Regions from separate parts of the Homo sapiens genome. Here region 2 is linked to region 1. Evidence: chromatin loops called from intact Hi-C (ENCODE). Cell type or tissue: CD4-positive, alpha-beta T cell. All regions are shown on one strand.

Region 1 (8,000 bases):
AGCGGGAGCCTTCATTGGCGCTCTCTTTAAAAATAACGAGAGGTTGGCTGTAAGAGTTTATTTTGTTCCTATTTATTTATAACGAGACTTATAATGTGTAGAGTTAGCACTTAATTATGCAAAAAGGCTTGCTCTTTTAAAAACAAAAACAAAACAACAGCAGAAAACAGCCCGATTTCCTCCCAGCTGCGCCTGCCCCCGGGTCTACACCAAGCCGACTAGCTTCCCTGGCCGGCCGACTCCCCGGGCTCTCCCGGCCGGCTCGGTGCCCGCCCCAGAACGCCGCCCTGCTATTCTTCTCCTCCCGCGATTACTCGCAGCCCCACAAGCAACACCATATGCTGCTTCTGATCAAACAGCGAGCGACATCGGCACCAATAATTGACGAGACCGGCTGGAAATCACGCAGAAAGGGAGCCCACTGAGACCGCAGGGGCTGACAAATCACTGCTAATAATCCTGTTAGGAACAGTGCGGCCAGCGGAGTTCGCAATAGCTTTATTTTTATAAAGTAGGCGCTGACAGTATAAAAGACAACGAGATCTCTTTTTTAAATAGAAGGCAGTGTGGTATAATGGTAATTATCCCATCAACAATTCATAGCACAGTTTGAACGGGAAATGTGGTTTTTAGTATATAAGTTCCCCTTCTTTTTCTTCTTTTTTTCTTTCTTTCTTTCTTTTTTTTTTTTTTTTTTTAATTTTCAGGTACTTTAGGCTTTCATTTCTTTTTTCCCCACAGTTTCCAGGGTCAGAGAAGAACTGTTCAAGGAACTGCTTTAGGAGGGAACGACTAAAGCATCACTTGTAGTTTGAAGGTAGAACTGAACTATAATTTGAAAGTTTTCCTTTAGCTTGGAGCATGTTTTTCATGCTCCACTAATTTGGAGCATGTTTTGCAGGCTTTTTGACTTAGATAATAACTTTTATGTCATGATCAAGCAAAGTGAAACTGCAAACCCAATAATGACTGTTTCCTGCTCATCCATTCATTTAACGGAAAACCACAAACCCCAAACATCTAAAATCAACAACAACAAAAACCTCCAGGGGTCAAATCAGAAGTTCTCATTTGTAAATAAACACAATTCTTTCCCTTGGATTTTTGTTTGTTTGCTTGTTCAGTAATCCCTCTTTTACATTTCTGAATCCCCTTCCCCCAGCAAAGACATATCTAAAATATTTTTAAAAATCTGTTTGCATTATTTGAATCCAAGTAAAGGAAAAGATGGACAAATAGAAAAGTGTCCTTTTCTAGTAAGTATAAATGGTTGTATATAGGACAGTGTTCTATGAAAGCTGCTCTGTCCTCACACAGTGAATCTTGATAATCTAAATATGAGTTTTAAATCATGTCAACAGCTCAGCTATTCTAACTTCTAGGCCTTATAAGACAATTTTCTCAGGATCTATTTGCCAACCTGCCACCCAGAAGATATTTTCTAAGCGGGCTAGCCATCTTAATTCAATCTTATGTATTTTAGGACTAGCCTATTATCTTACAGATAACATCAAGCCCACAGTTGCAAATCATCAAGCTCCAGAGTTAGTTTCAGAATCTGCGAATGTCTTGAAAACTCGGAATAAATTTGCTTAGAATTTATTTAAGAACTTGAGTAAATTCAGGCATACTTGTTCACAAATATGCATGTTACTCATTTGCAAATCTTTAGATATATAGAGAAATTATTATCTGGCCTATCTAGCTCCAGGTACATGGGTCTATCCACACCTGGCAAAAAAAAAATACAGAATTAGGCGGTGCTCCTGGTTTTTACTGGACAAAATTCTAACAAGAGGAGTAAAAAAGAAAGTCATGTTTGGATTAGTAGTACTTTCAATTGAGCCTAGTATCTGAAGTGTTGACAAAAGGACTGTTGGGCTGCTTCCCAACCAAACATATCTGATGGACTGAAGAGAAAGTATTGATGGGGAGGTAGAGGGAGCCTCAAAAAAGCGACAGAAATTCTGAGTTCAGTGAGGACCTTAGTGAAGCAGCCGAGCTAAACTTCCCTTTGCAAAATATATATGTAAATATGTATGCATTTCTCTGGTCACTGATGTCGGCTCATTGCCTGGCAAATCCCCGGCCCCTTCTGCCTTTGAAATTCCATCTGGGCAAAGTCACTTACCTTCTGGGAACACCACTCTCATTTTGAGATAGCTGGTCGTGAGTCTGATTATGGATGCTTTGTCCAGCTGCGAGGTGATAGCCGAGGGCAAAGGCAGTAATTTAGCCAGTTCATAAAATTCACTGTTTTCCTTCTCCCTCCTAGTCCGCGCAGCATTTTTGGACTTTTCTTTCATTGTGTCTTGTTCCCCCTTTCTTCTCACAACTTAAGCTCCGCAGATTCATCCAAAACCAAAAATAAACTTTCAATTAGAGATCATATTTGGCAAAAACATAAAACATACTTTGAATAAAGAGGCTGAAGTATTTGCACCAAGAACAGTGTATTGATGGCAGTAAAAGACCAGCGGGGGTGAACGGAAAATATGTTCTTTGAAAATTCGGGATGCAGTATAGGAAAGTTGCTGATCCACCGAATTTGGGCGATCCACCGAATTTGGGCAATCCTGAGGGTCGTTCAGGGTATCAAATGCCAGTGGGACCCCTGAGGAGCCAGCCTTTTCTTCTACTGCCAGCTGCGAACCCTGGTCCTCGGAAAATCGACATAATAATCCCTGACGTTTGCTCTTCAGTCTCGCGGCATTTAAGGTATCTCCGAGCCCCTTTGGGAAGAGCAGGAACCCCAGACAACTCTTTCAAGGCCCTGTGAAGACAACAGCATCAGAGCATAAGAGATCAGCGGCTCCACAAGTACTCACACACTCGTCCCAATTCCAAAAACACGGCCGGAAAGGGCCTCAGTGCGCCTAGCCAGGCGTTTTGGGTTTGTTTTTAAAGAAACGGGTAAATCGGCAGCGAGACAGCCCCCTGCAAATAATGCTGGCATTCCCTCACCCATGCCAGCCGCATCCTCCAGACCCCTGGGAAGTTGCCCAAACAACAAAATACATATTTCTGAAGACCCGCAAGGGATCTTCCGCCGCGGATCCCCGAGTCCGCGCCCAGGCCGGGCGCACGTCCCAGGAAAGCAGGTTTCCGCAAATCAGAATTCCTCCAAGGCGAGGCAGGGGCCTTTCAGCTCCCTACCTTGGCAGATCTGGACCTTGGCTACCTCTTTAACTTGGGTCTCAAGTCTGAGGGATTCCTCAAAAAGTGACACTTACACACCAAGTCTCTCGGGACTCCCAAGGCGACCCAGCGCTCTGGCTGCCCAGCAGGGGCTGCAACAAGCGGGGCCCAGCAGCGCCAGGTTAACAGGTGGCGCGCTCGCGACAGCCCCTCGCAGGCTCCCCCGGGGGTGGGAGGCGCCGCGGCCTCTCCCACACCACCGCGGAGCTGCGGGGCTGCTGGGCGGGCGCGGGGCGTCTTCTGCTTCACCTACCTTCAGTCCCCACAAGCGGCAGAGGTTTCGGGGGCGCCCATCTCTTAACTGTTCTCATGCCTACCGTCCAACCCAGCGACACCGCCGGCCTCTCCGCTTCCCACCGGCAGAGAGGAGCAGAGCATTCCCGGCTCCCTTTTCTGGATCATGAATTGGAGGAGGGGTGCGTGGCAGAAAGAGGAGGATGCAAGCTTTGGGACGAGTGAGGTGATTTTAGAATCCTGGTCCTCCGTAGTTGCTACGAAGCCAGTTCACTATTATTCCTAATTGGAAGCCGAAAACTGCCCCCCGTAACTTCTTTATAGCTTAAGGGTTTAGCTTCAACTTCACTCCGGGGCCGCCTCTCTCCCGCCCTCCCTCAATGCCACTCACAAGCCCCCTCGCCTCCCATTGGCCTGGCGCGGCCAGGGGCGAGGCGCTCATTGGCCAATAGGGCTGAGTGACACGAGTCGGCCCCGAGCCGCCCTCCGCGCGCCCAGGCTCCGGGCTCTGAATCTTACTACCCGCGGGACCGCTGGACTCCTAATGAGCTCAGGGTGCCGGGTCGGCGCTGTCCGGTTGCCGCCGCTGCTCGCGGCCTCCTGGGCCTTCCCGACGTCGTGCGCGACCCGCGCTCCTCGAGCTCCCTGGGGTCGGGTGGTTGAGCGCTCAGTCCAGCGCGGCGGCCCAGCAGAACCGGGAACGTCCGGAGGCAGCGGAGGTCGGGCCTGCGGGTTAGGTCTACCGGCGGAGGAGGCAGGGTTCGCCCAAAGGCCCATCCCGCTGGCAGTCGCTGGCCGACGGCGTGCGCGAGGCCGGTTTGGGGAGTTATTTTCTCTTTCTCGTTTCTCTGAAACCATGGCGACACGGAATTCATTGCCAGAGGAAATAAATACAATAACTGTCTTTAAATTAATCCCAAAGAAGTGCGTCTTTTTCGAAATGGCTTGGGTTTGGGGCTGATTTTTTTCACCGTGGAAACTCGGCCGGGGAGTTTTCCTATGGGGAGCAGCTAGGGGGACACTAGGGGAAAAGCTTACATTTCAGGGCAAAATAGAATGATTGATATAGAGATACATAGCTCCCAACAGTCCTTTATCTTAAACATTAGCCAACTCTTTGTCGGGTTTTGTTTCAGGAAACAAAAGTCCAACATGATTATTCCTTACAGAAAGGATACAGTCTACATGAATGAACTTAACGATGCTCGCGGTTCCCTAATAGGAGCTGTTTAAACAAACGCTCACCAGGACTCTTGCTGACTAATTATCTTTTAGAGACCCTCTAATTTGAACCGCCTTCTCTTTCTCTCATCTGAGAAAACACAACAGGTAGCATCAAGAAAAAGTCAAATTGTCCCAAAAACAATTGTTGTCCTCACGAATCACCCCCTACAGACTCGACTCCCGGCTTGGTTTTGGTACGCCGGTGACCAGATTCGGCTCCTAGAGGTGCGTTTGGAGGGAGTTGTTTCATCTACCATAAAAATCAGTGAGAACACCAGTGACGGGGCACTCATCCTCTCGTTTGTGGCGCTAATTGCCACTGAGAAAATAAATACTTTGAAGAGGGGTGTGTGCCATTCTGCTGATATTCAGAACAACTTTAAGAGTGTTTGTTCAAAAATACAGACATCTGCCACCTCCTTGCCGCCCGATGGCAGTAAGATAGTCGTAGAAGGACAACAGCAGCTTTCTGGTGTTATTTACATATCTGGGCAACACCTGGCTGGAGGAGGTGAAAGTTTTGGATAGAAAGAAAAAGAAAGAAGCACGGAGATTTTGTAGGTCTTTCAAAACTGGAATCCAGCTAATGGACTCTAATCTAGGAGGAGTCATTTCCCCAGTGGCTGTAGCCACTTAGAGATCTGGTTCTGGGCGCCTTCCAACCACCCAATGATGCGCTTTTAACAAGACATAGCTAGAAGATAGCGAGAGATGCACTGTGGCTCACTTATACACAAGATTCCAGAAAGATCAGATAAGGTCAAGTTGGCTACTACATGTAAAGTCGGGGGTGGAGGGTGCGTGTGGAGAGGGGAAATAACCTTTCTTGACCCTCCTCTCCCCTCCAACCAGGTCACATATAGCTGCCAGGCGAAGCAATGACACTTAGGGTTAAGAGGAGGTTTTCCATTCGACTGTGTTCTAGAGAGGATTTCAGTCAAGACCGCGGTTACTCTAACCCTATCTCTACTTAAAACAACATGCCGGTGTGGAAGTGCCTCTCTGGGGTTTGAAACCTGTGTCCACAGCAGGGACTTCCGGGGGGTGGAGGTAGGGAGTCAGGTAATGCTGGGTTTCCAGAAGAAAAAATGCAGTAATTTTGCCTTCAGAAGCAAGATGGGCAAAATGAGTAAGGAAGTCTTCACGCTTAAGGCTGACGTCCTGGGGGGCTGGGCGGGCTGTTCCAATGTCCCAGTGAAGCTCAGTTGTCAATGAGCCAAGTAGATGTCGTTTAATAAACAAAGTGAATGCACGACCACGAGGTGACGGCCTCTCGCTAAGTCCTCAGCACACAACTGTCTGAGCCGCGTTTACCGAGAGAGTGAATTAGCATGACGACGTAACACCTGTTTTTCTAATCTTTGAACCTAGGTTGGAGCCGGAACGCTGCTCCTTCACTCCCCCTCCCGGGCCCAGGGACCTGGCTTTGCACCCTCCCCACGACCCCGCCTGCCAGCCCCCCACGCGCCCTGTAGCCGGAGGCGTGAACCGTGAACCGGAACCTCAGGTGCCTCCCACGTGTTCTGCGAATTTACGTTCGCCTCTAGCACGGGAAATTTTAAATGAATTTCTTGAAGCTCAGAGACTAATCGTTTTGCCAATATAAGGAGAAAAGCCCCAGAAAGGAAGAGACGGTCACGGGCGACCCACTAACCCCAAATAGAGATCCTTATAGAGTCTAGGCCGCCACCTCCTTGAGCCGGTGGCCTTAAAACCTAGCCTCTGGCCCTCAGGCACCCAGAATGCGATCCTGATGTGGGAGAAAACCCATGCGGGGCTGCAAAAAAGTGTCTCCCTCCTTCCCCCACCAAGCAGGGCGAACAGCCTAGTGTGATGGCGACACTGTTCCCCCAAGAGTCCCTGCCACTTCTGGGGCAACCCAGGATGCTGCCCTCATGGAGCCTGCCCCGGACCCCGGAGGCCAGGACATGCAGGCGTCCGTGACTCTACCCCAGGGGAGCCAGGCCGGGTAGATTCTGGAACCAACGCGCCTTTGTGAGCAATGTCTAGCATGCCGCGCGCACCCAGAAAGAAGGGGGAGCGGGCACCTCAAGGGCCTTCTGACCCCTCCCCGCAAAAGGCAAAATCAAGACTACAGAAGGTGAACTTTCGGTTGTAAAAGAACGAGTGAACACATACTGGAATTCCGGTGCAAACCGCCGAACCGGGGTTCAATGCCTCGGCCCCCGACCCTTGCTCTGGCACAGACCTCCACCCTGCCTTCCAAAAACTCCTCTAATGACTCTTCTTTGCTCCAGGCTGTTTGAGCATCTTATCAAAACTAGAATGATTTCTGTCCACCACCATTCTCTTTATTTTTTTGCAGACTGCTAGGGACGCACACATACACTTTTGCATGCTCGCACATCCCACATGCACAGTTGCACAAAGCACACACACATGGATTTTGCTCAATGTCCAAGGTCAGGATGAAGGATATATTTATAACCAAGATACAAAATCTGAAGATGGTCACTCGAACATCTCAGTATGTTACATCCAGATGTTCACTCTGTCACTGAAAAGGACAAGTTATCTAGGGACATATTATTGTCTTAGGAAATATTAACATTTTCTAGTTCCAAGTATATTAGTTAACGTAATCCTGTCCTAGACTCATTTATTTTTACCACATTTAGACATTTACATCTCTGAGAGTCGTTATGATGTTGAGGCAGAAACAAGGGCCACTTGTAGCCTTGACCCTAAACAAAGTGTAGAAGGAGCCCCCCAAAATATGGTCATATTTACTATTTAGAAGTTATGGTAAATATTACTTGTCTGATCAGGACGTTTTGAAAAGTATATTTTATGTATATAAATATAAAAAAACCCTTTTCCTAGGTACTGCTTTTCAGTTGTCTCCCTAAATTGACCCGTGAAATACCCCCAAATTCACTTCAGTGGTTACACACTGGAAAAAAAGAAAGAAAGAAAAAAAGAAAATGCACCAAGTTGGAAAATGAGATTGGCGAATACAAGTAAGGGTTTCATATAGTTTCTCTAAATATTCTGGTTAATTTTCCAGATATTGGAAACCGTGGTCTAATATATAACCTTGAACGGCCGCTGGGAAATAAGTGCTTCTTGAATTGTGCACCACTGTATTTGCAGACATAAATTTTAAGCTTTAAAGAATATAATTATTTTAAAATATAATTGCTAGCTGGAAAGAGGTCTGATTCTGTGCATTCTGAGGATGGGAGCAGGTGGGTGCCTGCCGCTCCAGGTGCCTGCGCTTTCACACTTTTCTTTTCCAGAAATCGAGCGGAGGACGCTGTGTGTGCATAAATTTCAGCAACGCTGAATACAGGCACTCAACTGAGGCGTTCTAACTCTGGAGA
Region 2 (8,000 bases), 880 kb before region 1:
CTTGGCCTCCCAAAGTGCTGGGATTACAGGTGTGAGCTACCATACCCAGCCCACAAATGTTCTTAATAGTTATGACAAATGATGAATCCTTTCCAGAAGATTTTCCTTTAAAGTTTGAAGCCAGGCATTGATTTCTCTCTAGCTATGAACGTCCTAGATGGCATCTTTTTCCAATAGAAGGCTGTTTCACCTACATAGAAAATCCATTGTTAAGTATAGCTACCTTCATCAGCAATCTTAGCTAGATCTTCTGGTTAGCTTGCTGCAGCTTCTGCATCAGCACTTGCTGCTTCACCTCACACTTTTATGTTTTGGAGACCACATCTTTCCTTAAATCTCATGAGCCAACCTCTGCTAGCTTCAAACTTTTCTTCTGCAGCTTTCTCACCTCTCTCACCCTTCACAGAATTAAAGAGAGTTAGCGCTTTGCTCTGGAATAAGCTTTGGTTTAAGGGAATATTGTGGCTAGTATGATTTTCTATTCAGACCACTCAAACTTTCTCTGCATCAGTAATAAAGCTGTTCTGCTTTCCTATCACTTGTATGGTCACAGGAACAACACTTTTAGTTTTCCTCAAGAACTTTTCCTTTGCATTCACAACTTGGCTAATGGTTTGGTGTAGGAGGCCAAGCTTTGTGCCTGTCTTGTCTTTCCACATGCCTTCCTCACTAAGCTTACCATTTCTAGCTTTTCATATAAAGTGAGAGACTTGCAACTTTTCTTTTCACTTGAACACTTTTACTTTTCACCCTACACTTAGAGGCCATTGTAGGGTGTAGCTGACCTAATTTCAACACTGCTGTGTCTCAGGGAATAGGGAGGCCTGAAGAGAGGGGAAGTGATGGGGACTGCCAGTCGGTAGAGCAGTCAGAACACACACATTTATCAATTATGTTTGCTGACTTATATAAATATAGTTCATGGAACCCCAAAAGAATTACAACAATAACACCACAGATTACTGATCGCAGATCACCATAACAGATAAATGGCACCAATAGATGTACTCAATGCAGAGTCACCACACACTTTCCATTGTAAACAGCACAATATCTGTGAAACACAATAAAATGAAGTGTGGCTGTAGAATGCTGCAGCCAGGAAGTAATTCCAGACTGTGTGCCTAGAGTGTGTATGACTTCTATATTATACTGATAGTGCCAAGAAGGAACAAAGCAGGTATGTGTCAACATTGAACATATTAAGGACCAGCAAATAGCACACTTCCACAGGCCTTCCTACTGTGCTGAGCTGCTAATAGGTTGTCAATAGATATTTATTGGTTAAGTTTTAAAATTTTTTTTCCTGTTGCGGAATGGTGGGCAGGACGCTGAGCTAAGTATCAGACCCAGATGCTAACAAGGGCTCCTCTATTCACCAACCATGTGGCTTTGGATAAGTAACTTATCTGACGCTCATTAAAAAAATTAGAATAATAATAACTGCTAGGCCTACTTCCTAATATTGGGACTATGTATGGAATTCTTCAGAAAATGTGATTTAAAAAAAACAACAACAAATGAAAAGCTTTACAGACCCAAAATCTAAGTTCAAAGAGGCCCACTAGACAGGGTACCACACTTCTGAAAAAAAGCAGCTCAACCTCTTAATTACAGACAGTAAACCAAATTCCACATCCCAGTAAAAGTCTGGCTAATAACTCAGGAATCTTTCATTTGGTCTTACTTCCCTGAACTTATTTTCCTGACTTTTTCATCTGACTCCATCACCCCTCCACCCAAATTAATCAGTTTCCTTTACAAAGTCATTTTCAGGAGCTGAAGTGAAAAAAGTATGCCTCCCAGAGGTTAGAATCTCAGGGGCATTCTGTTCAAAGAACACAGGAAGAAATACTTTGTCCTTTTTCTCTTAACTCAGGCCTCACAGGTCTTTTTGAAAGCCAGAAGCTAAAGTGGCTTAAGAGAAAGCTAGAAGTATTGGGGTAGTGGTGTTCCCACTTCAGGGTGAAGTTGTCAGGATGTACCTGTTTTATGATTCTAGTTCCTTTGATTGGCAGTCCTTGAACTAAATTAAAAACAGAGAAAAGTTCATATGATTTAAACTCATGATGCTTCTTTGTGAAAAGGGAAAATGAGACATGTTGTTAGCCCCAGCATCTCTTTTGAGATGGGGGTTTTACTATGTTGCCCAGGCTGGCCTCAAACTCCTGGATTCAAACTATCCTCCCCCGTAGGTGGAATTACAGGTGCATGCTACCGTGCTTGGCTATGGGCTTGTTTTTAATTGTTGGACGGTCTGGGTGCCCCTTTCACTTTATTCTTTTTTTCCGCTCTCACTTTTTTTTCCTCTCACTTATTAAGTCTTTGTCCTCTTTAAGTCCTCTTCTAAAAGACTGGAATTGCAGGTTACATTTATAACTAAATCTTCCTATCTAGGTAAAGAGAAAATATACTAAATTCCATAGAAAGCAGGTAATTTGTCCACAGGACACAGAGCTGATCACTGTGGAAGATCCCTCCAATCACATCTTCGATTCTCTCTCCCTCTTTCTTTACCTTGCCTTTGCTCTCTCCATGTGACGTGCCTGCTCCCCCTTCACCTTCCACCATGATTGTAAGATTCCTGAGGACTCCCTAGAAGCTGAGCAGATGCCAGCACCATGATTCCTGTAAAGACTGAAGAACCGTGGGTCAACTCTACCTCTTTCCTTTATAAATTACCCGGCCTCAGGTATTTCTTTATAGCAACGCAAGAACAATACCTTATTGTTTTCCCATTCATCCAAACAACTGGAAATTAAGCTTCCTGAGGCTGGAGGCCTTGGGTGTTTAGGACATAGTGAGCGCTCAACAGACACATGTTAAATGAAAGAGCCAATACTTTATTGCGCGCTGCTGTGTGCCCGGTATCGCTCTAGGAGCTGAGAGTAGAGAAGTAACGACTACACTGCGCTTCCTTTGGAGAGAGACACTGGAGAACTAAAACCGACCCAAGCGCTAAGCGATCTGCCTAATAGAGGGAACGCCAGCTGAGACCAGCGCAAGGCGGGCGCTGGGTGGCGTGCGCGACTGCAAAGTCTGGCATGCCCAGGTTCTGCTCCTTGGGCTCCTGCTGCGTGAGCCGATCTGCAGATCCAGCAAAAGACCCGAGAGCGGCTTGAACGCCAGATGATTCCTCCCTGAGGATGCGCCCCAGGCGTTCTGCCCTGGCTCCCAGCCGCCTCCCGGTGCTCCGGGGTTCGGCCTCACACACCTGTCGACCGCGTCGGCCCAGCTGCGGCCCAAGCCTGTGGGACTCCGGGGAGCGAGGCGCCCCCTGCTCCAGGCTGGGAACCAGAAATGCAGCAGGGCCTCAAAAAGAAACAAAATTCTTTCCCTCGGGGTTGCTGCTGCCGCACAACCTTACCCAGCCCGCTCTGCGGATGGGTCGTAGATTCCGGCTGGAAGCCGGAGGAAGTGCATAGAGGGCAGCTTCAAAAGCCAAGGCTGCGCTGCTTTGCGCGGGGCTTCTTCCCTCGCGTGCCCGCGCCGGGTGCCGGAGCAGCCTCCGCAAGCTGCTTTCATCTCGGTCTGCCGGGGCAGGGTCGAACCGCAGCTGTGGGGCTTCCTCTCCAAGCTTCGATTTGAGCTGGATGGAGACAGAAGAGACCGTGGTGCCCAGAGGCCAGTCTCACGGGGGATGGGGGCGGGTGGGATGGGATCAGAAAAAGCTTGAAATTCCTCCTGTACCTTAAACCTAAACAGCTGCGAGAGCCCCAGAGCAGGAAGCGCGGCTGCGGCTGAGAAGCTGGAGGAGGACCGGGGCGGGGAGGAGTAGCCCCAGCAGCAACAGCAGCCAGCCCGGGGGCGTCCTCTCCCAGCGGTGACCAGGGCCAGCCTTTGCCAGCCTGCCCGTCCTCGGACTCCTGGGGAACGTACACACAGCCTTTTGCTTAAGCAAGGCGCTCTGAAGCCGAATTACGTCTGCCTGGCATCCCGAAACACTGACGGCCCTGCTATGGCTGTGGGCAAATTCAGGGGTGGGGGTGTGAGGGGGGGACTAGCAGAGAAAGAGTTAATCTCCCAAGAGGAATATACATCAGTACTCTCCTGTCACTTGCTTTTTATTTAATGTTAATGTTAGACTTCACCAGATATTTCAACTGACAATTTCAACATTTTCACCTACAGAATTTCCTGGAAGGAAAAAAAAGCTTCTTAGTAAACATGTTTCTCTGTCTATGCTTCATAATATTGTCCACTATGGACACAGGAAACCAATCAACCGTTAACAATCACAGACATCATTTTGTGGTGCTTTTTCTTAGGGTATGAATACTTACATTGACTGCAGGTTTAGTTGAACTATAATTGTAACTCTTTGACTAAATGGAACTGATTTTAAATATTCAAACCTTTTTAAACAAAAGTAATAGGGCACGATGGCACTCGCAGCTGTTGGGAGGCTGAGGCAGGAGAATCGCTTGAGCGGAGGAGTTTGAGTTCCGCCTGGGCAACACAGGGAGATCCTGTCTTAACAAAAAAAAAGGTAAACAGTTAAGCATGAGAAAAATAATCTTTCCAGTCTTCCTAGTCTTCCAGAAGGCAGTGACTGACGTCCCTCAAACCATCGACTTTGGTACATTTTCTCCAGAGGATCAAAACCTAGGCCTGACTCTGGCATGGAGCCTGGAACAATGCAAGTAAATTAGACATCCTTTTCCTATGTATGACTGTGCCTTTCTTTGTCATGGTCACCAGGCTCTCCAGACTTTTTGAAAACTACGTAACAGTTACCTTGCAGTGCTCCTGAAAACACGGGGGAAGTTCATATTTGAGAGGCCTGGGAGGGGCTAGGATGATCCTAGTCAAGCACGAGCAGAGCTGCCGCACAGTGAGTGCTCATTGTGTGTTCATGGAAAGCATGAATGATGGTCATACCAAGAGAGGGGCTACCAAACTCTTACAGACGAATGTGAGCGCCAGGATCTCTTTTATTATTATTGATGTCATTATCATCAGTAAAAAAGCATTTAATGAAATTATTTTAAAAGGCTTCTTGCCTAGGGAGTCCAATACCAGCTTGGTACAGTCACAGAGGGCATCTGCCTTCCTTCCCCTCGTCGCCTTCCTCCCACTGTGCGAGCTTCGGAACCCTAAGGCCGGTTCACTGCGCATTGTCCCCGACAAGTTAGCAGCGCTCCCCGAGGGGTGTGAGGCACCAGGTAGGGTGCAGGGCGCGAGCGCGGGGCGGTGGTGCCCGGCGGGGGTGGGGTGCCCACGGACGCAGCCGCCTAGCTCTGCCGGCCGTCCTGAGGCAGCTGCTGGCGCCCGCCGGGAGGCGCGTGGCCACTTGCACTTCAGCGCGCGGTTCTCTCTCCGCAGGCTGCTTTCTAGGATTTGAAAGGGCCATAGCGACAGAAGTCGATCTCTAAGAAGGCATAAACTCGGCCTGAGACGTGGGGGGGAGACACTGCAGAGAAGAGGCCAAGTTCCAGCGCAGAAGGGGGGTTCCGCGGGGCCCTGGGATTGAGGAGACAGGAGCGAGCCTTCCCTTTCCGTCCTCTCAGGAAAACAGCCTGACCTGCTGGCACGTCCACCCCCAACAGAAGAGGGACCCCGGCGCGGCGTCCTTACCATCCCCATCCCCCGACCCCTGAGGAAGCCAGGGCTCTCTTCTTTCCCTGGGCGCCTGTCACAGGGGCAGAGGCTGGGCCTCGAGCTTTTCTGCACGTGAGCTCGGTGGTCCAGCAGAGTCTTCTGGCTCCCGGGAAAGCAGCGTGGCGCCGCCCCAGCCCCCAGTCCCCAGACTAGGGATTGGGACGTCAGTCATTGGCTGCAGGTTACTGGTCTGGGCTGGGCCCGCAGAGATCCCAAGCGCTCCTCTGTCGGTGCTTCCTCAGCGTCTGCGTTTCCGCAGATGCCCGAGGTCAGACAGTTTCGCAAGGGGGCTGAAGAGCCAAATGGGGAAACTGATGGAGCCTCACAAGTTTATTCCTTTCCCACGTCTGTGTTTGTCTAAGGGTGCTTTCTGTGCGGCTTTCTGAACTTGAGCATCACTTTGATGGAATGAAGTACAATCTTATGCCCTGAGCAATAACTTCTTATCGGCGATGACCCATTTAATCACTGGAAAATCTAATTGCATTGCTCCAGAGAGAGAAGTCTTTTTGAGATTCCAGCGTTCACTGTAACATTTCTTGTATCAAGAATGTAGAATCGATTGTTCACATTTATTTTCAGAAAAGGAGATAGAGTTGTAATGTTCTTACAAGTTTCTAACCAGTTTTTAAAAGACCAAACAATACTGAAAGGTAAATTAATTGCAAGCATAGGAGGCAAAACATTAGTTAGAAAAATTAGTCAAAACACCCTCTCATTTCAATTCCCAATGTGCAAGAGAAAGAAGCAAATCAAAATACCCACATCTCACATTTAGGTTACAGAAACTATTGCCTAATTATTCAAACAAACACCTAACATTTCTTTATTCTTTGATGTGGATATTGGTTTCTGTCCTCAGGTTTGTTTCCTCACAATTGATTGCTGCTTTTCTAAGAATCTCATTCTCACAAAACATGCAAACACAGAAATAATGGAGACTGTTTTCTTTTAGACACCCTTTTTAAGATGAAAGAAAACGGTTCCCATGTACTTCCAAAACACTTGCTCTCACTTGTTTTTTTTTTTTTTTTGCCATAATTGTTTCACATGCCTGTTCCTAAACCAGTCAAAAATGAAGGTAAAGGAACTACCATGACTGACTTAAGTTAATCAAGTTTCACCTCTTGGAGTCTGGAGGGACTTTGCATTCCCTAAAGCACTTGACCACTTTTACACAAACTCAGGGTTCTGCTAGCAAAAAACATATGGGGATGATGGTTTTTGGGTTGATATCTTAATATCTTCCATACCTGTGATCAGTCACAATCCCCAGTTTGTTGGCTATCTCTTGTCTAAATAGTTTACCTTCTCACATTTCTAGACCACTGATCATTTGAATCAAGGCAGTCTCCCCCACATTTATCTCTGTTGTATTTAATTATATTCATTCAGAGGAGGGGTAGCTATCTATTATCTGTCATTGAATAACTAATTGGTTATTAAAACTTAGTGACATAAAACAACACTTTATTTTTTCACCATTCTGCAATTTGGGTTGGGCTTACCTGGATGGATCTTTCTCTAGTCTCACCTAGGCTCACTAAGTGGCTATACTCATTTGGTGGAGAGCTGAGGGCTGGACCTTTTGCTCTGTGTGGTCTTTTGAGAAGACTAGATCAGGCTTCTTCATATGGCAATCGATAGCATATTAAAAGGGGATGACACAAATGTGCAAGTGCTGAAACTTCTGCTTGTGTCACATTTACTGATGTCCCACTGACCAGAGCAAGTCATATGGCAAAGCTTAAGATCATTATGAAAGGAGATTATGCAAGAGCATGAATACCAGGAGGTTCAATTCACTGGGGATGATTATGTAACAGTTTGCTACAGGAAATTAACCCCAGAAGAGAGAAAAAACAATCACTGGAAAAATTATGTGGAAATCAAAAGAGCCATTATTTTTGGCAATATTACACAACTTCTCTAAGCTGTGACTGAGTGAAATGTAAAAATCAGAGAATGAGAGTATGAATTCTACGGAATAAAACTTTTGCTATGCATGATTTGTTATATATTTAAAAAATTAAAAATAAGTATTTAAAAACTGAATTCATGTATGCTATGAGGGCAACAGAATAAGGTAAAGGATAAAGATGAAGCATCTTTCTAGATATTTTTCATATTCAGAAACAACCAAGTCCTGTCCTGACTTCTCTGTCAATTGGTTTTATTTTATCCAGCATCATTGGGTTATAAAAAACAAAGTTAAATTGTTGTTAAAACAAGAACCAGAAAATTGCCTTCAACTTGTCAACTTCATTAATTACTCGGCAACATATTCTAATGATGAAAGAGTAAGTAGCTTCTGATTGCTGCTCTGTGTCAAGCTCCTCTTTCTGAGGCAAGTAGGCACTGAAATGTCTGTCATGTTATCACAGAAGAGAAAAACTTTT

Evidence for each region. Peaks named below come from ENCODE experiments on the same cell type or tissue, not always from the same donor. Only the 100,000 strongest peaks of a DNase experiment are listed, where the experiment ranks them.
Region 2: a loop joins it to region 1, with 5 times the contacts of the local background. A loop is called at or near these places in 8 of 110 quality-filtered maps.

What each region holds. Positions count from the first base shown.
Region 1 is chr6:100,461,163-100,469,162 of GRCh38, forward strand. It overlaps SIM1 (SIM bHLH transcription factor 1), which reads right to left and starts at 3,759. Exons shown (of 12, transcript NM_005068.3): 1 at 3,452-3,759; 2 at 2,132-2,773. The coding sequence starts at 2,306. RefSeq lists an enhancer at 6,491-7,082. In CD4-positive, alpha-beta T cell, no CTCF peak of the experiment used is centred here; no DNase peak of the experiment used is centred here; H3K27me3 peaks cover 7,866 bases.
Region 2 is chr6:99,585,719-99,593,718 of GRCh38, forward strand. It overlaps the pseudogene TSTD3. Among named protein-coding and RNA genes, the nearest start is that of PRDM13, 17 kb to the right of the region's middle. RefSeq lists an enhancer at 3,429-3,598. In CD4-positive, alpha-beta T cell, a CTCF peak has its summit at 3,026; DNase peaks (open chromatin) are centred at 3,023 and 3,483; H3K4me3 peaks cover 1,051 bases; H3K27me3 peaks cover 3,908 bases.